Linked DNA regions of Mus musculus: all the other regions are linked to region 3. Evidence: chromatin loops called from intact Hi-C (ENCODE). Cell type or tissue: left cerebral cortex. All regions are shown on one strand.

What was found. A loop is a pair of places that touch in the nucleus more often than their neighbours do. Peaks named below come from ENCODE experiments on the same cell type or tissue, not always from the same donor. Only the 100,000 strongest peaks of a DNase experiment are listed, where the experiment ranks them.
Region 1: it touches region 3 in a loop (3-fold over the local background); 6 of 42 quality-filtered maps call a loop at or near these places.
Region 2: a loop joins it to region 3, with 2.4 times the contacts of the local background. A loop is called at or near these places in 10 of 42 quality-filtered maps.
Region 4: it touches region 3 in a loop (2.5-fold over the local background); 8 of 42 quality-filtered maps call a loop at or near these places.
Region 5: it touches region 3 in a loop (2.4-fold over the local background); 2 of 42 quality-filtered maps call a loop at or near these places.

Annotation. Positions count from the first base shown.
Region 1 is chr4:120,118,361-120,123,360 of GRCm38, reverse strand. Hivep3 (human immunodeficiency virus type I enhancer binding protein 3) reads right to left here. Exons shown (of 9, transcript NM_010657.3): 6 at 314-489. Among named protein-coding and RNA genes, the nearest start is that of Edn2, 40 kb to the left of the region's middle. In left cerebral cortex, CTCF peaks have their summits at 2,912 (motif pointing left) and 4,194 (motif pointing right); a DNase peak (open chromatin) is centred at 2,905.
Region 2 is chr4:119,411,899-119,416,898 of GRCm38, reverse strand. It overlaps Ccdc30 (coiled-coil domain containing 30), which reads left to right and starts at 1,378. Exons shown (of 15, transcript NM_029286.2): 1 at 1,378-1,763. In left cerebral cortex, no CTCF peak of the experiment used is centred here; DNase peaks (open chromatin) are centred at 1,337 and 1,934; H3K4me3 peaks cover 1,343 bases; H3K27ac peaks cover 678 bases.
Region 3 is chr4:119,237,058-119,242,057 of GRCm38, reverse strand. It overlaps P3h1 (prolyl 3-hydroxylase 1), which reads right to left. Exons shown (of 15, transcript NM_019783.2): 4 at 4,062-4,193; 5 at 3,273-3,412; 6 at 852-941; 7 at 524-576; 8 at 254-375. Among named protein-coding and RNA genes, the nearest start is that of P3h1, 6.6 kb to the right of the region's middle. In left cerebral cortex, CTCF peaks have their summits at 212 (motif pointing left) and 2,753 (motif pointing left); DNase peaks (open chromatin) are centred at 170 and 2,768; H3K27ac peaks cover 181 bases.
Region 4 is chr4:119,626,521-119,631,520 of GRCm38, reverse strand. Foxj3 (forkhead box J3) reads right to left here. Exons shown (of 13, transcript NM_172699.3): 13 at 2,402-5,000. Among named protein-coding and RNA genes, the nearest start is that of Guca2a, 8.7 kb to the left of the region's middle. In left cerebral cortex, CTCF peaks have their summits at 321 (motif pointing left) and 2,911; DNase peaks (open chromatin) are centred at 306 and 4,447.
Region 5 is chr4:119,457,601-119,462,600 of GRCm38, reverse strand. No RefSeq gene overlaps it. Among named protein-coding and RNA genes, the nearest start is that of Rimkla, 32 kb to the left of the region's middle. In left cerebral cortex, a CTCF peak has its summit at 2,092 (motif pointing right); DNase peaks (open chromatin) are centred at 911, 1,603 and 2,088; H3K4me3 peaks cover 385 bases.

The DNA of each region.
Region 1 (5,000 bases), 880 kb before region 3:
CATGCCAGAGGTCATCAGAGCCATGAAGACATGCAGAGGAAGGGGTGATGAGGTCTACAGAGAACCACAAAGTGTGGACTTAGAGGCTGCGGAATATGGGCAGGAGTTTGTGTGACTGTGGCAGCTGTGGGCATCACGGATCAGTCTGGAGCCACACTGCTCTGCCATGGCTACCAAGTGGGTGGGAGTTCAGGATGTGGGGGTTCAGGATGTGGGGGTACTCCAGTCCTTAGGCAGAGGGCTCTGTGCTGGGGCTCCCCCAGGGGGGGATCCCTGCCATGGGCAGGTGGTGCCCCAGCTAACTGTCTCTTACCTTTGGTTTTAAAAGCAAAGTGACAGTGCTTGCACACATAGGGCCGGACGTCAGTGTGGGTGCGGATGTGTTTCTTCAGCATGCTGGGCTTCTTGCAGCGAATTCCACATTCCTCACAAACATATCTCCCTCGGCCGCGGCCTCGCACATATATATACTCTTCGTTTGATTTGTACCTGTGAGCAACAGGTGTCATGTAAAGGAAAAAAAAAAAAAAAGGCGAGGAGGTAGGCAGAGTCCCACCTCAGAAGACTAGCTGCATCCAGCCAGGTGTGGACACTGGAGGAAGCGATGTGTTATAGCTACAGAGCTGAAAGGGACTCAGTTGCCCTGAGGAGCCACCAAAGACTCCTGCAGCCCAGTGTCAGATAGGAGGGATGGCGTCTTCCCTTTCCACAGAGCCACAGGAGATGATTTTTCACGGCAGGAAAGGAGAAGACACGAAAGTGGCAAATTCCCCGCTGGCTGCTGGCTGCCTTCCCACAGCCAGCTGCTGCCATGGCTCTGCCACAGAGAATAGCCACTGGAGGCCACCAGAGCCACCGAGAGAGAAAAACTTACAAAGTGATAGCTGCTGCCATTCATCAAGCCCTTCACTTGAAGTAAGTCACCATCGCCTCACAAGGAAGAGCTAAACAGGTTCAGAGAGGGTGAGACACTCACCGAAGAGCACCCAGTCAGAAAGGGCTGGACCAGAACCCGCACCTTCCCACGCCATGTTGTCTGTAGGGGTGCACTGTGTGAAGGATGTCTCTGTATATTCAGTTGTTGGTTGCTGTGCCCTCAGAGGTGAGTACTGGATGGATTTGGGTACTGTTATTCTTACAGATCATCCACCTGCCTCAGAATTCTGCAAACACTCTCCCTCCCTCACCTGTTGATTGGCTTAATAAAGATCAGGTGGCCAATAGCTAGGCAGAACTTTCACACCGAGAAAGGGTGTCTGGGAGATGAAATGAGTAGTGGGGATTTGACAGCAGGGCACGGAGGGGGTCGGTAGTGTACCGGGACTGAGGGTGAGGCAAAGAACTAGGGTGGGGTGGGCTAGGATTATAGGATTAAGTTAGATGAACTAGCTGTGAGGTAGTCCAAGCTAAAGGCCTAAGCTATAATACAAATAAATCAGTCTCTGGGTCATTATTTAACGGCTGGTGGGTCCACAAAGTCTTGATGTAGTCATCTCCCCCAAGGGTCAACAAAAGAAGGTGGCCGACCAGGAAGCCACCCGGACACGTGTAAGAGGGAGGAACAGGGGCCACCATTGCCTTCCTGGGTTCAGAACGCACCAGGGGCACTGAGCTCTCTTTGGTATCCCACACTGGAGGCGTTAAGAACAGCAGGAGAAGCAGTTCTGGTAGCTGTCTACCTCAGAAGCCATGGACCACCACAAGACAGATGGGGATGTGTCTCCCCATTGCCTCAGCAAAGACTGCTTGTTGTCTGTGCTCACTGGAGGGGCAGGTGGGTCGATGGCAGAGAGACAACAGCACTGAGTCTGCTCAGACTGAGAGGTGTGACCAGGATGGGCTCGAAGAGGGGCTCTCAGATAGGAGCTCCAGGTCGCAGTAGGGGGTTTATCTCATGCCTCATGCCTACACACCCACAAGTACACACTCCTCACAACCCAGACTTATACACTCACAACTCACACAAGCAATCATACACCCCTCGTGCCCACAGTCGTACACACCCCAACACCCATAGTCACCCTAACATCTGCCAACCCTACACCCCAAACATCCATAGTCACTCTAACATCCGCCAACCCTACACCCCAAACATTCATAGTCACCTTCATGCCGTTACAGTCAGCATCATACACCTCTTACCACAGATCACAATTCACACCCTCACACCAACAACCATACACCCCAAACACCCATAGCCACCCTCACATTCACACACAGTCACAAACTGCTTGCTCTCAGTCACACCCTCACACCAACAGTCACACACTGCCCACCCTGTCAGCCTCACACTCTCATACCTACAATCACACATTCTTCAAGCACACACCTCCACTATCACACTCTCACCCTACAGTTACACTCCAAGCCTGCCTATCTATCTATCTATCTATCTATCTATCTATCTATCTATCTATCTATCTAATCTACATCTTGTGTTCAAAAGAAAGACCTGCACACAATGGGGGGTGCACTCCCAGAATACCCTATGTACAAACACAGGAAGAAGTTTGCCTTCATCCTCACGTTTTCCTTGTGCCCTTGGGGTGCAGTCTTCAAGTTGAGGCCGGCACTCTTTCTCAGTAATAAGGTTGGTTTATGCTATAGGCTCTCTGTCACCTGCCACTAACCTCCAGTTGGCTGCGGGAGGTTCTGTTTGATGGGTCCATGAGACTCACTCCCTGACCACTCTTCCGTGCTACACTGCTGCTCCTCACACAGTCCCTCAGCTGTTCTGGCCTCCACCTACATGGACTTTATCATGGCAACCGGAAGTGGGTCTAAGGCAGTCCATCTCGCTGATCTCCTCACTTCTTCCTCCACATCACAGTAAGGACAGAGAGGGTTTTTGCAGAGAGGTTGGCATCCTATGCCACCTGGTCATGTACTATAGAAGCTGGGCGCCATCTACTGGCCAGCACGTGGCTAGGCAGGGTCGGGAGGGTGGCCAGCAGGAGGAGGATTTTCAGCAAGGACAAAGGAAGAGGTGTGCTAAAAGGTATGGGAAGTTGGCAAGGAGAAGAAAGGAGACCACACAGGTCATGTGGACCATACGATCGGTCATTGGGCAGTTTAAAGACTCCAGACCTGATGGAAGATTGCATTGCAGATAAACAAAATCTCAACAAGAGGCAACTATCCACTTGCCTCTTGGGAACGGTTTAGATTGGGGAAGACTAGGGCAGGAAACACGAAGTATTCTGAGAGTAACTCTACATCCTCGGCAGCTGTCTGTATAGAGGAGGGGTCAGGATGAGGGAGAAACAGACATCTTAAGTTTCCACTGGCCTTGTTCTCGAGACCATTCACAGGCTGGGAATGAGGCAATGAGGGCACTCATTTTAACAACTGTGTGTAAGACATAGATAAGAAAGATACGCAGAAACATCTAGCACACAGCGGGGACCTATGGATGCAGAATTTTATAGGTTTGTGAAGAGTAGGGTGGCTGGGCAAGAGAATGGAAGGCTGCTCAGGGATGCTGTGGCAGATCCAGGGGAGAGGTGTGAAGGAAAAAAAATGCCCGTTTGACCTGCCACACACAGCAAGGGCAGAGCATCAAGGACCAAAGACAGGGCTGAGCTTTGAAAGCCCAGCAGAGATGGCTTAGAAAGGGGCAGGGCAGCAGAGTCACAGGTCATGGAGGGCCGGAAGATGGCCACTGAAGGCTCAGGGATTTTGAAGAGACAGCTCCAGTTGAACACAGGGCTCAACCCTATGACTTGCTTCAACTCTTTGAAGGCTGAGACCGTAACTTTATGGAACACCTTTCTGTCAGTGAGGGCTAGTCCTTCCTCTGCCTGAGGCCAGCACCCACCTTGTTTAAATCAGGCCCCTCCTACCAGTCAACCATGCTCACTGGAGCCTCCCCAGAGTCTAGCATTGTACCTGGTGCCCATCAAGAGCTCACTAAATGCTCACAGGTCAGAACAGTAGCCAGGGCTTTTATTCAAGTACGCTGGCATCAGGCTCTGCACTGATTTGCCCACCCCATGTGCCCTTACACACAAGTTTCACCTAATGCTGAGGGTGCCTCCAATATGCACAGCATGAATGAACATGCCCTTCCTCCCTTCCTTCCTCCTTCCTTCTTTCCTTCCAGATTTTAAAAAAGATTTATTTATTTATTTATTTATTTATTTATTATGTATACAGCATTCTACCTGCATGTATGCCTGCAGGCCAGAAGAGGGCACCAGATCTCATTACAGATGGTTGTGAGCCAGCATGTAGTTGCTGGGAATTGAACTCAGGACCTCTGAAAGAGCAGACAGTGCTCTTAACTTCTGAGCCATCTCTCCAGCCCAGAAGAGAAGCTCCTTCCAGTTTTTAAAATTAAATTCTAAGTTAGCATACAAAGTAATGAGCTTCAACACGACACACTTTTGTTTCATTCAATTTTGTTTCTCTAAACCCAGATACCCTGTCCCCCTGTACCTGCTCTGGCTGGTGCTTCTCAACAAACAGTTTCTCTTTCTGTTTTCTGCCTTATGTAGACTTACTATATAGCCCAAGCAAGCCTCAAACTTCCAGTCTTAACTGACTATGTTATAGGCATGTAACATAACTTTCTAATGAGAATGAATGTAAGCACAGAGTGGCGGCCAGAAGGTCTTGAGTCTCATCTCTGGATTTTACTAGAACTTGCTACCGTCGCCCCTCCATAGGACCAGTCCATCTTCAATCTTTGGGGATGCAAAGCACTTTATAGACTAAACATTATCCACCTTTCTGTCCAACCCCCAGTCCTTTTTGCCTCTGTACAGAAAGGGAAGCCAAGGCCCAAAGAGCTTAACTGACATGTCAAGACAGCCCAGTGCTGATCTTCTGAGCACCTGGCTGCCGTGCAGACTGCTGCCCACTCTTGGTGCTCAATGTAGTTTCCCAGTGACCTCGTGTGGTGGTTTGAATATGCTTGACCCAGGGAGTGGCACTATCAGGAAGTATGGCTTTGTTGGAGGAAGTGTGTCACAGTGAGTGTGGACTTTAAGACCCTCATT
Region 2 (5,000 bases), 170 kb before region 3:
TAGGTGGCGTTTTAGATACCAGAAAAGCAGAAGCCTCCAGAAATCCAGCTTTGACAACGCACCTGGAGTCTCGAAAAAAGAACATCTGAAGATTTAAGTTGAGCCTGTGCTAAACTGTATCACTAAAGTACTTTGGGGCTGGAAGAAGACATGGCTACTGAACCAAGACTCATTCCCAGCACCCACGAGGCTCCCAAGGACTGTATCTAGTTCCAGGAGATCTGGTATCCTCTTTTGGCTTCCTTGGGCTCTAGCTGTGATGTACATTAACTTATCAATGTAAACCTACATGCACATAAATCTTTTTTTAAAAAAAATATTTATCTTGCATTCTATAAGAAGCCAAACAGAATTGTCAATTAGCTTAGTTAGGCTTTCTTAAGGGTTCTAGCCTTCGTGGTAATTCTGGTCAAGCTTGATTTAAATGATCTTAAGTGGGCTCTCATGAATATTATCATAAAGGTCACCTAGTTCTAGCAGATGAGTCAGCACCCAAGGCTGTGGCTGTAGAGAGGAAAGTCATCTTTTACAGCACTGTACCAATGGCGAAGCCTGTTGTTTTCTGGAAGTTTTGCCAACTAGACCTAAAGTTCATGTCAACTGTGTGCTCCAAGAGAGGTGGTAATTCATGTCACAAAAGTCCAGAAGTGTGGAAATTTACCTTAGGTACTCCAGGTGTGATGACAAATTCTGGCCCTAAATTGAGACCTGATATGCACAGTATCTTGCCTTTTTTCTTTTCTCTTTTCTATTCTCCTCCTCCTCCTCCTCCTCCTCCTCCTCCTCCCCCCCCCCTCCTCCTCTTTCTTCTTCTCCTTCTCCTTCTCCTTCCTTCTCCTTCTCCTTCCTTCTCCTTCTCCTTCTCTTCTCCTCCTTCTCCTTCTCCTTCTCCTTCTCCTTCTTCTTCTTCTTCTTCTCTCTCTCTCTCTCTCTCTCTCTCTCTCTCTCTGTCCTCTCTTTTCTTTTTCTTTTTTAAAGGCAAGGTTCCATTCTATAGCCTAGGCGGCACCGACTGGAATCTACTGTATAACACTAGCTGGTTCCAAACTCAATTCTACCTCACTCTCATGTGCGTGGACTCTCACATCCAAGTTTTGAAGTCACTTACAGAAAAACAAATATAAGGAGATAGGTTGAACTTGGAGGGAAACAATTCGAGAATTAGAACCCTATGTTTACTCGCAGTCTGAGAATTATATAGACGCTGTACACTGTTGTTATGGTTACTGCGGTCTCCGGAGCCAATGGGGTAGTCTGTAGTTCCTGGAGGCCAATGGTGTGCGCTGTAACAACAGTCTTCACAGGAAGAACGGCCCGGGCCACCCAAAGCGTGCATGGTCTCCATGGCTCCCGCCGGGTCGCGCCTGCGCGTCCCCCGCTGAGTGGGGTTGCCATGACAGCGGCTGGGCGGCTGGAGCTGAGAGTCCCCTGCTCCTTCTGCGCGCTGGCAGGAAAATCCCACCTCAGCCCGGGGACGGACCTGCTCTTCCCGTGGTGCACATTCCAGATCTCTTCGGATCGCCGGTGAGCTCCTTCGCGCGGTGCTGGCCGGCTTCGGCGTGCTCGGCCCGGTAACGGTTGGCTCAGGAGAAGTGTGCTCTTGACCGTCCCCGAAGGTCCCAGCCACAAAGGCCCCAGAGACACCGTTGTGCCCTGCGCGCGGCCCGAGCGAAAGGACTGTGGGACTAGCTTCGTCACACGCAACCTTGCATCCGGATGAAGCTCTGCAGGCCTTTGGGGATACCAGCATCCGAGATCATCAAGTCAGTTGCCTTCTGCCTTTCAGCCTTCAACTCCATCCACTTCTCTCACCATCCGAGCACCCGGCTCCTTTATCCTGTTTACCCCACAACCATCTCACCCTTCCCCGTCCACGCTGTGCATTGTAATGTCTTCACCATTCTGTCACCTGTAGACCACCTCCTTCTGCTTCCCTACAGGAAGGCTTTGCATGGCTGCACATTTCTCATCCTCCAGCCCAGCAGTCCCCGTAAAGAGTTTCCATTTCTCTGCACTGTTGCAAATTCTCTGTCTTGGGTGAACTTGAGATGGGTGAAGTAAATGATGCAAATGCATACATGAGACGGTTGCAAACCTATTGTATTTCGAAAATAGAAAAGAATTAAAAGAAAAGAATCAGTTTTGAACTTCTTGACAGCGGTATACACATATGCCATATGTGAAAGTTTAAGTTCCGTTCCTTGTTAGGTACTATGTTAGACACAAATTTAAGCAATATGTTCGTACTTGTAAAAATGGCGTTCAAAAATGACCGCATAGCAGAATTTTGACTTTTAGGCCAAAGTACATCAAACACCCGGGGATTGTGCGATTTGCCAGACTGGAGATACTTGAAACTGTTCCCGTGCCCCCCCCCCTCTTTTTTTTTTCCTTTCAGTTTCTAAATTAGAAAACACTTTTGGTGAAGGGAATCAATCAAGAGCAACTTATCATATTTTTGGAAAAGGAGAAAGCCCAGTGGCCTTTTTTAAAAAAGAAAAAAAAAGTATATTTTATTTAGGAATTGGAACAACCTGTGAATCATATTCTTGGGTTTAAGGTTATACGTGTTTGGATTATATTTCTATAGCAGGAAGGGTACTTAGGGTGAAAAGTCACATGGGGGCTGTTCCAGTTTTGTGACCTCATATTTGTTTGTTCCTTAGCATGTCACTTATAGACCATGTGACCCAAAGCAAGTCCCTTCCTCAGAGCCAGAAAACGACCCCCCCCCCCCGTTGAAGTTAGAGGGCAGAAATGCTGTTAGTCCTCTTTCCACCTACCATTCATTATTACGTCGGCACTCCAGCTTACCACCTCACCCGTTAGATGTGAGGAGCTTAGGCGGCTTAAAACCATGTTTACCCTTGTTAAGAGGCTAAATGACCATTTCTTCAGTATCTATTTCAGAGAGCAGGCTCTGTTAAATGGGGCAGTCTTAGGTACACTTTAAATATCAGAGAATTTATAACTCAAACAGCATGTTTTATTCTGTTGTATTAGATTTTTAGAATTTCCCAACCACCAAGTCTGAGTTCACCGGGGAGAAAATTTTGTTCTGAAATGCTCTAACACCATCCCAGGCAGAGGAACCTGGGTGTGCAGAGTCAAGAAATTAATTGCCAACAGCATAATGAAAGCATTGGTTGAATGACTTAAGAGCTGTCTTAGTCAGGGTTTTTATTCCTGGACAAAACATCATGACCAAGAAGCAAGTTGGGGAGGAAAGGGTTTATTTAGCTTATACTTCCACATTGCTGTTCATTAACTGAAGGAAGTCAGGACTGGAACTCAAGCAGGTCAGGAAGCAGGAGCTAATGCAGAGGCCATAAAGGGATGTTTCTTTTTTGTTTGTTTGTTTGTTTGTTTGTTTTCGAGACAGGGTTTTTCTGTATCGCCTGGCTGTCCTGGAACTCACTCTGTAGACCAGGCTGGCCTTGAACTCAGAAATCCACCTGCCTCTGCCTCCCAAGTGCTGGAATTAAAGGCGTGTGCCACCATGCCCAGCTCAGCCTGCTCTCTTATAGAACCAAGACTACCAGCCCAGGGATGGCACCACCCACAAGGGGACCTCCCCTCTTGATCACTAATTGAGAAAATGCCTTACAGCTGGATCTCATGGAGGCATTTTTCAACTGAAGCTCCTTTCTCTATGATAACTCCAGCCTGCATCAAGTTGACACACAAAACCGGCCAGTACAAGAGCCTAAGGCTAATGATGATCAGATGAACTGAGAGAGAGAAGCAGGCAGGAACCAGGCTGTGGAGAATTTCGGGTGCCAAGCAAAGGGGTTTGAACTCTGTCTGGAAGCGATGCAAACATTAAGCAGCAAGTGATCTGCATTTGGAACGAGCCTTCTGGGGGCTTTACAGAGTACAGGCTGGGTAGGCGCCAGCTGGCAGCAGCTGCTGCTCCAGTGGCCAGTGCTGCTGCACTCTTCGCTCTTCAGAGTATATCAGGAGTGCCTACAGGAAGCCAGCAAGCAAGGGGGAGAAGATCAGGAAGTGAGGAAAGAGCAGCAGCAGGTCTGGGGACAGACTGTGTGGTGGTAAGATGATTGGAGAGGAGTCAGGGAAGACCCGTACCCCCACCCCCACCCCTGCCAGGCTGTGTCACTATATCATTTGTTGGTGACTATAACTGTGGAATCCAGAAGGTACTTTGTGAGGGAAATGGTGCATGAATCCAGCCAAGTTGTTCCGTTGACTGTCCATGTGGAGGAGGGTGGGCCCAAGTTGTTGAGACCTAATTAATGAACCAAAGGTCTCAAAAGATTGAACCAAGAGAGACTAAGCATTGGCCTATTCCAAAATGCTGTGTAGGCTTAGAGCTTGGAGACTTGTTGTGAGCTTCGCTGATGAAAGATTGTGCTGCCAAGAGGAGGGGCATATTCACAGAGAAACCCAGACAGAAGTGCATCAGGAAGCCAGATGTGGTGGCGAACACCTGCCATGTCAGAACAGGAGGCGGAGGCTGGCAGAGCTCTGTGAATTTAAGGCCACCCTGGTCTGCAGAGGGAGCAGAGGGAGCTCCATGCTAGTTCGTTCTCTCTCTCTCTCTCTCTCTCTCTCTCCCCCCCCTCCCCCCACCCCCAAGACAGGGTTTCTCTGTGTAGCCCTGGCTGTCCTGGAACTCACTCTGTAGACCAGGCTGGCCTCGAACTCAGAAATCCGCCTGCCTCTGCCTCCCAAGTGCTGGGATTAAAGGCGTGCACCACCATGCCCTGGCCCGGCCCGAGTTACAGGTGTGCACCTTGACACCTGCTGACCTCACATCTTAACCTTTCAATTCTTGAGGCAGTAAGGGATTAACTGGCTGGGAGTGACAGGAATTTTAAATAACAATGGCTTCAGTGGGTGGGGAGTATAGCTCCATAATAGAATTCACATGTATGAAGGCTCAGGTGGAAACACTTGGTCTAAAAGAGTAGACAGTAGATGGCTCAGCACTTGTGATCTGCAGAACTCACAAAAAAACCGGGGTGCCTTGGCTGGCATCT
Region 3 (5,000 bases):
GGGAGGCAGGGGACTTACGCTCTCCATACTTACTGTGACTATGCTAGTCTAACTGTGACATGGGGATCGTACTTCTTAGCCAAAGGCCCGTTCTCAGGGCTGTCTGGATGACAGCTCCTTAGTGTGTTGCATGTGGAGGAAGTCCCAGCATCTGCTACCCAAGCAGAAGCTGGTATATAATGGGCTGAGCAATGCCTTGTGGGTGCTGCCACCTGGTGAACGTGGGCAGGCATGCCACCCACTGCTGCCTCACCTTCCCGCGTCAGTCGGCTCACATCCAAGGACTCCTTGGTCTTCTCCTCCACGAGGGTCTCGATCTCCTTCATAAGGTTGCCAATCTCCTGGGAGATGCGGACTGCGGTTTCGCGTTCCGACCTGTGAGCATGACAGCACTGACTGCTGGGGTCAGCCCTGGTTCCTACCCCAGTGTCCCTACTCCCAACCCCTGGCTGGGCTCCCATCTGCCTGGGTGCAGGAAGCCTGAAGTGCTTCGTGAGCCCGACCCAACCATGGGATTTCTCACTTCTGTTTCTCCTGCAGTCTCTTGGGAATCACCTCTTCTGGAGTCCATGAGTCCTAAGGCAGGTCAGGAAACAAGCAAGAGAGTTGATCTTTCAGGTTATCTGTGTGTGACCTGCCTCACTGCCTGAGATGAGGTGGGCTCTTGGGACCATTACTTTTAATGGCTCAGGACCGCCTTTCACTGTCCACTTTGTCTCCCGTCCTCAGGGCCCACGCACCCATGCTTGGCTCGGCCTTGGACAGCGGCTCCCCCAGAGTTCTGCAGCGTGTACTCCCTCAGTGCCCAGTGTCCCCCTCTCCCCCTCCCTGCAGCTCCTGCTCTGGCTCACCGGATCCACAAAGGGAATTCCAAAAATGTCATAAGCGAAGAAAAGCAGTTCTTTCTCCAACAGGCTTCGACGTCGGTATTCCTCGGCATTCTGAGGAAACAAAGAGTCTCCTAGAACTTAGCCCTTACCCTTCAGCCCTAGGGTGGCCCTCCCTGGCATTGTGCATTGCTCTACGGGACTGAGGTGCCTTCTCCCAGTCACAGGTGATGTGTTGCCCAGTTTGGCCAAAGGTCTCCCCTCTATGCTCAAGAGGACTCCCGAGGGCAGCGTAATTCAGCCACACTGAAGGAGAGGAGGCCCCAGTGATCTCTGAAATGGAAGAACTGATGATCCTGAAAATGGAAAGACTTCATTTCTGCCTTTGAAGTCCTTGACATTGAACCCAGGGCTTTAGGCATACCAGGCAAGGCTCTCTACCAACTGAATTGTGTCTTTTTTTTTTTTTTTTTGAGACAGAGTTTCTCTCTGCAGTCCTGGCTATCCTGGAACTCACTCTGTAGACCAGGCTGTGAATTGTGTCTTGAGCCCTCTTTTCTTCTTGTTATATTTTATTTATTTACTTGGTGTGTTGTGGAGCGTGTGGCCTCCACTGTGCATGTGTGGAGGGCAGGGGACGACTTTGTGGAGTCTGTTATTTACATCCATCCTTTTGTGGGTTCTGTAGGTTGAACTCAGGTTACAAGCTTATGTGGCAAATACCTTTTTTTTTTTTAGAAGATCTTTTGTCAACCATTCTTTTAAGATTTATTTATTGATTTTATGTATATGAGTATACTATAGCTATCTTCAGACACACCAGAAGAGGGCATCAGATCTCATTATGGGTGGTTGTGAGCCACCATGTGGTTGCTGGGATTTGAACTCAGGACCTCTGGTAGAGCAGTCAGTGCTCTTAACCACTGAGCCATCTCTCCAGCCCGGCAAATACCTTTTTTAAAATTAGATTTTTTTATTCTATTTATTCTCTGTGTGTTTGTGTGTATGCGTGCGTGCGTGTGTGTGTGTGGGGGGGGGGGCGGCACTGTGACATAGGTGAGGAGGTCAGAGGACAATTTGTCAGTTTCCTCCTTGTACTGTGAGGGGCCAGAGCTCAAACTCAGGTCACCAGGCTCAGCAGCAAATGCCTTTACCCACTGAGCCATCTGCCATTTTAATTTTGAGACCAGGTCTCACTGCATAACCTTGAACTTGTGATTCTTCTGCCTCTGTTCCCTGAGTGGAAGCTCATGGGCGGAGACTGAACTTCATCTTAAAGACCCTTAGGAGCAGTAGGATTGAGAGCGATCCTATCTGGGTTTTGGGGTCCCCAAGCCCATGTTCTTTCTATTTGGCCACCTGCCACCCCTCAGAATGGCTGGGCTCGATCCGTCCCTGAAGGCGGGCAGCTATAGAATAGCTAAGCTTGGCACTCTGGCATTGCATGTGTATTCAGGGGTGGGGCTTACCCAGAGCTGGGAAACTGAGTCCCTTCCAGGGTCACATCTTTTCCCTGGGTCCCCTACTAGGATCCAAGCAGCAGAAGGAAGAGAGAAAAAGACAGTGCTAAAGTGGAGGCAGTTCAAGGAGGAACACATTAAAGGAGTCCACCCCGTCGGCTACCACAGTCACCCATGAGGAAGGAGTTTAACTGATCGGCTTCCTGCTCCAAATGCCAGAAACCAAGCCACACGTGCTATCCAGCGGGGTGAGCGGTCTGGCCGGGGGCGCAAACCAGTATTAGCTACTCTCGCCTGGGGGAGAGTTCTTCCTGGGGGAGAGTTCTAGGTAAATGTGCTCACACGAGTACATTCCTTCCCTTCTGAGAGACTCTTAATAGGATCCCAGGGAAGGGAAAAAGTATCAACCCAGCAAGACAAAGACTGGAAGGGCCTTCTTAAAGCTAGATGGCCGCCATCTAGTGGACAAGAAGGATAACTACAAGAACGCCAGTCTCAGCTGGGAGGGGCTGACAGTGGGATTATTTTCTTTAGAGACTCAATTCCAGAGCTGTGTGGGAGGAACTGTGGCTTGGCCCTCAGAGTTGAAGTCTGTACCTAAGTTTTCTCCTCATTCTAGAGATGTGGATAATGCTGAGTAATTGAAGAAAGCAGACAATGACAAGGAGAAATGCACTCTGGGACTAAAACAGAAACAGAAAGCCGTGTGAGCAAAACAGACCCATTATGAAGGAAAGAACACTGCCTTTGGGCAAATGGCATCCAGCGTCTAGCTTGGGTGTCAATCAGGGCAGAGAAATCTGTGTGCCAATCCAAAGAATGTACATCGAACTCTAGAGGATTTGGCTCTGCCATGTTCTACAAACTCCTGGTACTCCTTCCCACCCTGAGTGACAAGCTGAGTCCAAGACCGGCCCCACCCCACCCCACCCCATGAGCACTCATCTTCCTTCTGATTGGGTTCAGCCAGAAGCCAGTCTCTCACCTCCCTGGGGCTGATGGAGCTGGCCTCTTCTTCTCCAAGCATGGCTGTGTAATAAGCCAGATTCTGGTGCATCACCTCATCATTGGGAAAGAAGAGGAGGTAGGTCTTGGCACATTCAATAGCTTGTGTATAGTTCCCAACTGCAAAGGAAGAAAAGCAAACGGCCGTGAGGGAAGGGTATAATCCCAGACACCAGCAGCCACTTAGCATCTGGTTTCAGAGAAGCCTTGAGGCCACAATGACAGGACAAAGTAGTATTTTCCACACAACTTTCTAGAAGAGGAAGATTAGAATAGCTGGGAGCCTCCTAGACAGAAGGACCTCTTTAACTCGACGCGGACACACACCATGTACTCTTGGATGTGCTATTCTGGCTGGGACCCAGTAGGTACCCAGTAAACAACTGCTGATTTGCTGAGGGTTTGTTTTTCTGGATATTTTTCGTCCCTTTACCCCTGGAGGAAGACTGGGCCTGCCCTGTGAGCTAGTGTCAACAGTAGTACATCCTAACTGTGCTATTCATTCTTATTCACATGCAAATTTAGATTATAAATGAACAAAAAGGGACAAAAGAAAGAGGTCCTAGACTCCCCTGTTCCTCCCTTCTGGGCAGTAGAAATTGGCTACCTGGGCCACAGGCTTGTGACAAAACACCCAGGAATCATTGGGCATGTTGCCTCCCACAGACATAGCTGCTAGACATGCTGAAGAAGTGGAGTGGTCACAACCCTGCCTGGCTGGCTACACTTTAGTTGAGGCATCGGAGAGAAGAGAGAAAGCAGGTCTTACTGTTGTAGTAGGCAAACTGTAGGTAATTATAGTGTGAAGGGAGGAAGTCTTCAAAGGGCTTTTCCCTACTTGGGTGGGAAGCCAGCTCCGTGACACAGTTCTGCTTACAGTTGAGGACCTGGACGTAATGATCTGAAAGGAATCAGAGATGAGGAACAGCGAGGTCTTTTGTTTGTTTGGTTTTGTTTTCTGAGACAGGGTTTCTCTGTGTAGCTTGGCTGTCCTGGAACTCACTCTGTAGACCAGGCTGGCCTCAAACTCATAGTTCCGCCTGCCTCTGCCTCCTGAGTGCTGGGATTAAAGGTGTGTGCCACCACTGCCTGGCTAATACAGTCATATTTGGGATTCAAATTCTGGCTAACATAGGAAAGTTGAAGTGGAAAGTGATCTCTGTGTGGAGGATATGTGCATGCATTTGTGTATGTGTGTGCAAGTATGTGGCATGTGTGAACACGTGTGTATAGGAGTATAGGAGCCAGATGATGTCAGCATCTTTTTCCATCACTCTTCATTATGTTTCTGAGATAGGCTCTGTAACCTCAAGCTCACCCATATGATGAGACAAGCTCTAGCAAGGGGATTACAGGTGAGTGCCACCATGCTCAGCTTTTATGGCCAGGACCCTGGGTGTCAGGATTTGAACCCAGGTCCTTTTGCTTGTGCAGCAAGCACCTTACCCACTGAACCATCTCCCCAGCCCCTGAAAAGGTAATTTTTAGTTAGAGTTCTAGACTTAAAAAATTTGAAGAGCTGGAGAGATGGCTCAGTGGTTAAGAGCACTGACTGCTCTTCCAGAAGTCCTGAGTTCAATTCCCAGCAACCACATGGTGGCTCACAACCATTTGTAATGGGATCCAATGCCCTCTTCTGGTGTGTCCGAAGATGGCTTCAGTGTATTCATATACATAAAATAAACAAATGTTTAAGAAAAATTGGGGG
Region 4 (5,000 bases), 390 kb before region 3:
ACCTGCAGCAAGAATGTCAGCTGAGGGGAGGGGGGGGGGACGGATGGACACATGACACGACGGGACGAGACGAGCTTCATCAGGGTCCAGCCAAGGCAGCAGTGGAGACCCCACATGACGTGTAGGCTGAGAACAGCAAGGGGGTCAGGCATCTCCAGCCATCAGTACTACCACACAGGGGAAGGGAACACAGACAGCGAGGGAAGGAAGGTGCCTCTTCCTCTCTAAGCTCTGGAGTGTGCTAAGGGGTGGCACAGCTCAGAGCTGAAGGAACCCTTCCAGAAAGGAGAGGCATGCAGCAGGCAGGGCTGCCCCCTGGTGATCACAGGCATTCCATGCAGCCTTTGCTTTACTGCTTTTAATGACTTTTAAAAATGATGTGTATGTGCAGGAAGGAGTGCACTGGATGCTCTGGGGTTGGAGCTCCAAGTGGCTGTGAGCCACCCAGCATAGGTACTGGGGAAGGATCTAGGACAAGTCCTCCAGAAGAACAGACCATGGTCCTGGCTCCCGAGCCACCTCGCCACCGCCTTGCCTCTATTTCCTAAGTTCCTCCCTCTACTCAGGGGCAGTCAGGAAGACTTGGAAAAGCACAGCGGTCTGCTGAGAACAGAGGTCACAGGCTATGAGGACTAGCTTTGGAATGCAGCCCTATTGCTGCTGTTATTACCAGCTCTGTCGCCACACCTGGCCCAGATGCTTTGTAAGGGGTTGGGAATAGCACTATCAGGCCCAGGGGGCTGTTCCCTAAGAGTGAATATGATGATCTATACCAAGTATTGGGGAGAACACTAAGTAGCTGGGGTCCACATTTGGGACACTGCCCTGAAATGGAACTGTAATCTGGTTTCGATTGAGCCAGTTGTTTTCCCATGGTGACTTGTCAATTTATCAGACCTAGGGAAAGGGAGAAGTAGTTCAAAAATTTCTCTTGAATTTACTATAAAAGAAACGAACATGCTGCCTATTCTGCTTGGTTGTAGCCTATCCCTACAGAAGAGATTGCAGACTTGCTTCTAAGGGCAGTGCACCCTACACCAGCCAAGAACACACACACAGTGAGATGTCCTGCTCACGCGATATCCCATCTTATACAGGCCCTCTAATGTTTGAAGTCTCTGTTCTCTTGCAGTGTCCGCTGCAGTTGCAGCATCCCTCATGTCTCCAAAGCTGTCCCCTCTTCCACACATAGTGCCACGATACCACTACGCCATCAGGTGACAGCAGATCAAGTTAGTATGTACAAGGGGATGAAGGGCGGTGAGGAGAGGAAAACTTGTGGGCGTTGGTTTTCTCCTTCCAGCACTAGTTAAGGGGTCTGAACTCAGGTCACCGTCAATCCTGGAAGCAAGTGGATTTACCTCGAGCCATCCCTCCTACCTGTGTACGGGAAGTCTGAACTGCTGCCACGTCAATGACTCTCCTCAGATTTCCCCAAGTAGCTGAGAGACTTGGAACAGGTTGCTTCCTTTACTGGGTCTGAATGCTCTCAATAAAATATGCTTGCAATAGTCATTTTTATAAGAAAACGAAGCGTCAAGTTTTGAATGCCCCTTCCATGAAGTCTTACTGAGCTACCATGGTTTGTTCAGGACTTTTTACACAGCTGGTAATGGCCATTTATAAAGAGCAGCCCTCAGAGTTGTATGTTAAAGCTGAGGAAAATATGCACGCCGCAGATTGACTGTGTTTCTGCCTCCACTGACCAGGAGAAGCACACCCTAGTCAGAAACTTGCCAGCAATGGGCAACAGGACACACACACACACACACACACACACACACACTTTCACACATGCTGAGTAGTACTGTCTCCTTGGCTTTGGCAAACCATGGAAGAGTTTTGGAGTCTACTCCACACACAGCCATCCTAAGTCTACAATTAGGTAAAAGGTGGGCGAGCTCTTCTTGTGCAGGTCTCCATGCTTCTTGCCTGGCAACTAAGCCTTTTTGAACCTGTTCCTACCTCAACCCACAACCCTCACTCTAGTCGAGCCTGAGCCAGGGTGTGGAGCAGCAGTGTCAGGGAGATGACCGCTGGCCTCAGGTCCTTTGGAGGGTGACCTGCAATGCCGTCTCTGAAGAGGCTTTCCTAAGCTACTGTTCCTCACCAGGGAAGCTTCCGGGGTGGCCTCCCCGGTCAGGTGCTGCCTGCTCGGCACCCCAGGCAAGTATGTACGCATTAAAGGTGGGAACTATGGCTTCCTCTTCTCTGACTTTCTCTCTGGAGAGCTTGCACAAGTGTCTGCTCAGGAAAGTGAGGTGCAGAAATTAAACAGCTTTAAGTTCAGTGCTAGGGCAGCAATGCCTGGGTCTCAAACTCCCGAGGGCTCCATGGTCTGGCCACTGGCTTCAATCTGGCTTCCTCAAGCAGCAAATAACACAGACCATCAGGCTGCAAATACAGTTATCATAATATATTTATTTTAAGTGCCATCCATGCATATCAATTCTGGCAGCGACAATCCTAATGACACTTGGAATATTTCTTTACAGCACTATACGGTTACAAAGAATGGGTGCCACTCACCATTGGCAGAATATGAAATCGTGCAATAGGAAAACTGTAGAAACATTAAAACACTTGACTGTCCAACAGCAGCACAAGAGCAGGTTGTTTCTGCACAAAAGCCAATGCATGTCACCACATATATACAATATAAGTATGTACACATCACCCTTTCAATGAACATATCAAAATACTCTATTCCATTTGAAATTATCCCAAGATCGATCCCCTCCCACTTCAAAGGACGTCTGAGACACATATTAAATATTTACAGGAACACACAGGAGTACATTTACATTTCAAACACTGCCACAAATGCCAGTCGGACTCTTCTCCTGGACAGAGCGCCCCATCTGTGTATGTATGTTTGTTAGTCCTTACCCCAAGTCTCCAGTTAATTTCAGCCCTAGAGAACTTGCTGTGTGTCATCAAATAAATCAGAAATGGCCACTAGAGGGACTCTGCGCCCACCAGGTAGCCTTCCCTGCCCAGGCACTCAGGCTTGCTGAGCCCCAGGGAAACAGGGAATCACAGAAGAGTGGTGAGTGGCCTCAAGTGCCATTCTTGGTCAGTTTAAACATTCATAAATATATCGATCACTGCAAATCAGTAATTGTCAAATGGGAAGTTAGCTTCACATAATCTGTAAATTCATCAAGCCATGCTGTTTCAGACTGCGATACTCCAACACCCAATCATTTAAAGTGCACACTGCTGCGGAGCAATCCTAGTCACAGAGCAGCCATTTTGGTGTCTAGAAAACAGAGACTTGAGCAAACTACTGAGGACCTCATTTTCCCAAGCTTTTTCTCTGCAGACAGCCATCTCATCTTGCCCAGTCCTTCCGAGTGAGGCCTGTTGGCTATTGGTTGAGAATCCTCTGTACCTGAGCTTCTTTCTCTCATGCCAAGTGGGGGTCCAAGCAACAGCGAAGCCCGAGGCTCTCCCTTCTTCCCTGCACTCCCCATGGCTTCCCAGGGATTCATTCAAGACAACACTCCATTAACACATACACAGATATTCTCATTCTCTCCCCGTGCCCCGTCTCTTTCATGATCTCTTGCACTTACACACACACACACACACACACACACACACACACACACACACACACACAGAAACCTTTGTTCCAGTAGAGATTACTCATCCACAGACTCGCTGAGGTTAGTCAATGTGATTAAGCACTGCTTAGCCCAGAGACACTAACAAGCAACTGGTGACCAGTTATTTCTTCTTGATTTGACAGAATCTATTTTCTCATTAAAATGGATTTCCCTCTCTGTAAAGAACCAATTAACGATCTATTCACTGTGGGGAGGAGAATCTCCTTTCTTTACTTTCATTATAAAATCAACACATTCAACCCATGCTAGCTGTGACATGACACAAAACAAAGCAACTGATCAAAGCTCTGAGGTGCTTCATGTTGGGGACACACAGACCCAACAGCAGGTCACGCAGTCAGTCACTGCACTCAAGACTGAAGCAGATAAGACTCTGGAGCTGCATGCAGCCCCTGCTAGCGTTACCAACAGCAGGGACACTGCTGTATAAACCCAGCCTCTGTATCTTGCTGCCTAAATAGACTGATTCAAATTCCAGGAAATTCCTATGTAGCTATTAAGTCTCCCCCAGCAGGAAGGCTAAGCAAGACAGGAAGCACGCTCACCTGGTAAGGAGTGATGATAAAAGAGAAGGACCAATGCTTCTGATTGTCTTTGTCTGTAAACTTTATCCAGAAAAATAACCATGCTTTCAGACAAATCCCTCCCTAGTGAATCCAACAGAACTGTGCATTCACAGAGCAATAAATATTAAAATAACACTTTTGAATAATAAATACATAAGTGACTATGGAGACATTGGTTTGTTTGAAGAGCCAAGCAATACCCAGTTTCAGTCAGCCCACACATTTCAGAGCTGCCAAGATGCAGCTGAGGAATCACACTGACAGGTACAACACTCTCTCTACAACACCGAATGACAAGTGACAAGCTTGCTCAGGAACAACGGCCCTCTGCACTGTTTTTGAGTACCAACTCCAGATTCTTTGACTTACTCGGTGGATTCATGATTACTCCTATTTCTGAAGATTAAATAAAGGAAACTGGGCTTTGAAAAACTGATTTCCTTTCAGCTCTCTGTATCATTTGAAAGCATCCTGCAGAAAATGGCCTAACAAGGAATAAAAACTGACAGTAACTTTCTTTTCAAGATACAATAATCCAATTAGAAAAAACTTGAAGCCTTTCAGTAATATTTGTACACATATTTACACATATGTATCTATAAACTGCTCGCAGCAAAATAGGCTCTGTCTGAAAAATCAGTCTGGCACTTGTGGTCAACATCAAACTGACACAAATATGCAAAAAGCTGTCCAAATCACAACAGTTAGGAGCTACAGAGGGTACTGGCAGGGAGACAAACATGTAGTTCTTGCTTGGGTTGGATAAAAGCAGTAAGTTACCCAGCTAGAATCTCTGATTGTC
Region 5 (5,000 bases), 220 kb before region 3:
GTCTGTGACTACAATATGTTTCATATAGAGGCTGAGTTTGTTGTGGTTCTGTTGGTAATTAAAATGCCCACATAGCATACGTGAAGCCCTGAGTTCAATCCCCAGCAGTGGAGAAAACCAGACAGCCCACACCTGTGATCCCAGCACCCAGAAAGAGACAACCGGACTAAGCATTCTAGGTCACCCTGGGCTACATCCAATGGCAGAAATTGATGAAAACCCTGGCTTGAGTTTAATAAGCAAACACTCAAAACCTTTTTTTTTTTTTTGGTTTTTTTCGAGACAGGGTTTCTCTGTGTAGCCCTGGCTGTCCTGGAACTCACTCTGTAGACTCAGAGATCCGCCTGCCTCTGCCTCCCGAGTGCTGGGATTAAAGGCATGTGCCACCACGCCCGGCTAAACACTCAAAATTTAAACTTAATCCCAGGACCCAGAGCAAAGGCAAGCAGATCTCAGTGAGTTCAAGGCTAGCCTGGTCTATATAGTAAGTTCCAGACCAGGCAGGAATGCACAGGGACACCCTATCTCGAAAACAAACCAATGAGAAAGAAGAGGAGGAGGAGAGCAGGAGAAGAGGAGGAGGAAGAAGAGGAGGAGGAAGAGGAGGAAGAACCTCAAAATCTCACAGTTCCTTCCCTGGTCTTTTGCATTCTTGGGTTATTTGTATTTGTGAGATGGGACTATGACCTAATAGGATGCCAGTCCGTATCCCTTCCCTACCTCACGGTGCAGTGATGTCACACTGGGTAGCTTGGAATCCACTGCGGTAGAGGTTTCTGTACCACAACGATGGGCAAACACCACAGATGAAGTTTGTATCCTTCAAGGGTCAGCACAGCAGTGCCACTGGGTGACGGGAGAAGGAAAACACGTACAAGCTCAGGAAGGCCTCAGCTCTGGGGAGGTAGGGTGTGTGAAGGCTTTCCTGGAAGCCAGTGACCTGGAGAAGCTTGCGTGATCCTTTTGAATTCAGGCAGACTACTTGCCAACATGGCTTTCTGCTAATTCTGCCTAGCTTCTTTTTTTCACATGGAGAAAAAAAAATCTGTTTCCTTTGCCTGGGAAATTTGGGAGTGATTATGAGACTCAGTCTCCCCTATGGGAAACACCTAGGCTAAGCTCCCTTGGGGAGAGTCCACTGTGGGTTTCCCCCGCACAACTGGTAAACAGAGTGTGCTGTAAAGAAATAACAGACGTTAACTGGAAAGCCAAAGAGCTCATTTGCAAGCCGATTTTACAGCGACAACAAAGTTAACTCCCCCAAAAGGGAAGAAATCAGTTTAAAATGACTTGCTCTTCTTTGCTTTCTTATTAAGATTATTACTGCGGACCAGAATGCTTCACTCGCCTTTGTGCGCTGTGGCTTTTGGACATCCGTTTAAGTAAGAGTCACATGCTGAATCTCCATTTTATTATTTTCATATCATAAAATGAGGGGGATGCTTCAGAGAGACGCCATCCTATTCACTGGCGCACCAGCTGCATTCTGAAAAAACCATAATTTTCCTTTCAAACCCAGAGTGTTGTCTGAATTGTAACAGCTCCCTGTTGTCAAGTTGATGGGGGAAAACACTGTTGCAGATGGTGAGAGCTTGTCTGGGCCGCCTGCCACGCTCTCCTGCACTGACTCGCCAATTACAATTCAAACCACGTGGGAGACTTAAAAGCTGTTTTAAATGGCAGCCTGGTGCAGACAGGAGTCTTCCGGGATTGAGAGACTCTGCATCCACCCGAAGAGCTCTGACTGGCCAGTGGGACCATCACGGCTGCTCTTGCCTAACCTTTCAAGAGGCTTCTTGGATAAAGAGCTGTGATAGGACTGTCCAGGGTGACAGGCCTCAAGTCCCTGGACTAAGGCTATTCCCAGCAGCAGCAGGCAGATCAGGAATTCAAGCCAAGGTGAGAGTCAGGGTGAGCGTCAGCCGCTGAAGCCAAAGACACCTTCACCCCAAACGCTGTCAGCGACCTTTCTTTCCTTTTCATACTTATTTTTTTAAGAAAAATTATATTTTCCTTTATGTATATGTATATAATCTGAGCGAATGAATGCCATGTGGGTGAATGACTGTCATGTGAGTGTAGTGCTCACAGAAGCCAGAAGAGGGCATCAGATCCCCTGGAGTTACAAGTAGTTGTGATGACAGCTTTGGAATGTGGTTTTTGGTACAACTGTACTGAGTTGAGCACTGTAGCTCTATTCCTCCTTTTGATGCTATCTCTGTTTTGACTACACCCCTGGGGAGGAGGTGGAGGTAGCCCTTGCTGCAGTTCTCCACTAAGCCTGCCCCAATCCCAATGTCAGCCCCCTTACTCTCTGCCCATGGAAGTGTAGAGGCCATTGGACCAGCCAGCCCCAGGCTTTGCTGGATCTCTTCCCCTGGGAGTTTGCCAGTGTCAGTGTTGTGAAGGAGACGAGACGGTGGCCCCCGTAGTCTAGAGGTTTCTACTGACTTCAGGCATAGCTACCATGATCTGCTTCAGAGTCTCCAGCTCTGGGATTTCACCACCAACCATGTGTGCAGTCCTCAGCAGTCACGCTGCCCTGCAGCACAAGTGTGTGGGGACTCGATGACCTCCCTGGAGGTGTTTGTTAAGACTTAACCTAATGGGATTCCCCACAACTTCTCTTGCTTCCCTACAGAGATGTCACCTGGCTTGCTAAGTTCCTTTACACTACAGTTGATTTTTACAGGGACAGAGGTTGTGTCTACTGCCCAGAGTTTCTTTCACCAAGTCTTCCAGTTAGGTTTCTAATCTGACATCATCTCTGGAAGTTCTCTGTTTGAACAAGGGTCTTCCTTTGAGGCTCTTGTTGTCTGGGGGTCACTAGCACAGACTAGAGAATAAAGTAGCTAGGACAAGTGGACTCTAAGTGACAAAGACCAAAGAATGTGACTTTCTCGAATTACGGTTTACAAGATGGGCCTAGGGTCTCAGAAGAGGGGCTGCAGGAGAGGTCTGCCATACACTTAAGGAGTGGTTCTCACATGTCTGCCCCTGTAGGGTCTGGAATGAGCTATGTTCATCCACTCTGACATGCTACACTGTCCCTCTTTCCTACGTTCTTCTCACTGTTTCCAAGCTCCAGTTACTAAGAGAGAATCTCTCCTTCAAGGATGGGAGTGCTGGAGAGCTGACTCCATCAGTAAGAACACCCACCACTCTTGCAAGGAACCTGGGTTTGGTTCCCAGCAGTCACTTGGTGGTTCACAGCCATGAGTATCTCCAGTCCCAGGGGATCCACTTCTGGCCTCCACAGGCACTGTACATGGTACCCAGACATACACTCAGGCAAATACTCATGCACATAAATTAGAAATAAAAATCTCAAAAACTGTTTCCATATGCTGTTGTCTCATGTGGCAACATTACCAATATGCCTTGACACCATTAATTCTCAGTCCTTATTCTGGTTAGCCCAGGCATCCAGAACTCCACAGAGCTCCGGCATAGGCCAGTGGGATTGTCATGGCAAGAGGTATTAGGAGAGAGTAGTAATTGCTGCCCGGCCACCTTGTCTGTGGCTCTGGCAGAAATGGGTAGAGTGGTGCCCGATGGAAAGACCTTTGGGCTGGGTATAGTCGCCCTAAGCTGAAAGATGTTGGGACTGCCTCTCCTTTGATTCCTGGTGTCCTGTGGTGTTCTGGGTCCTCCAAGCTTCCTGCTCCTATTCCCACCTATCTGTCTCACGGATACCCACTGCTTCTCCATTGGCTGCTGCTGTCACTGCAGACTCTTCCTAACTCGGAGAATAGGTTTCTCCCACACCTTGTGCTCTTCAACCAAGCATAGGATAGTTTAGCTCAGTGACACAGATCTTTAGTCTAACTTGTATATTTCTTTCTTAGACTAGCTTGGCTGAAATCCTCAAAGCAAGAGAACATTTGAGAAGCAATACCCTCTTGATCCCAAAGTCTATGACCAAAGAAATACAACAGCCAGGAGTTTCTTGTTATCAAAGACTTAGCTAGGATAATATGTGACTATAGTCCTCATTGTATAGTATCAGACTTATGTCAATTGCCTGGTGAGACCAAGGCAATGCACTTGTTTGTTTGTTTTTCCTTATATAAAATATATATTGGGGGCTAAAATGGCACCATATCTGCAACTTACTTTCAAGGTTCAGAAAACAATAGAGATGTATAGAGAAAACGATAAAGCCCATGCGGTAGAATGAACACAGGGAGTGGGGAGGTGGGAGCTGGATGGAAGCAAGGCATCATGGGAGTTCTGAGGCCACATGTCAGCCTCCGGGGCTCCTTTGCCTCTGCTCCATCATGCGTTCAGTTTCCTCACTCAGGGTTTCTTCTCTTCCTTCTCCACACATCATCCCTCCGTGATCTCTGTTGTCAAGGTATTCATGACCATGCACATGACAATCATCAAATTTCTCTCTTGAACTCTGGTTCCTTTTCTGAATATCCAGTTACTCACCTCTCAGCCCCTCTCTGTCTCATAAGCATCTCCAAGTCACTGTATCCCAACAGGTTTTCCCCTGCTCTCTGGGGCTTTTCTCCTGGGTGCACAATGCCAGCAACTTGCTCAAACCAGAAAAAAAAAAAATCCCAGGGGTCATTTTTGGCTTATCTGCCCCTGCTGCCCCCTTACATACAACTGTGTTTCTTGTAGTGAGATTTAGTTTTCAAACTATGAGCTCTTTTGTTACCTCCCCCTTTTCCCAACCCTATTTATTAGGATCTTTGGGGAAATCTAAAACCTTGACAAAAATTTGCCAGCAAGTAACAATGTTGGTACTGTTTAAGTGTGGCTCAGTTAATAACCTTGTTTTTATGATTTTAAAAGTTATAACTGGCTGCTTGTTTATATATTTGCTATTTTGAAACTTTTAAAATTACATTTATTTACCCATCCATTGTGTGTACGTGTGCATGCGCATGCACACGCCGTGGTGCATACACCAAGGAGCTGTGTGTGTAAAGGAATCAGTTCCATCCTTTGACAGTGTGGCTCCTGGGGACAGGACTCGGGTGGTCAGG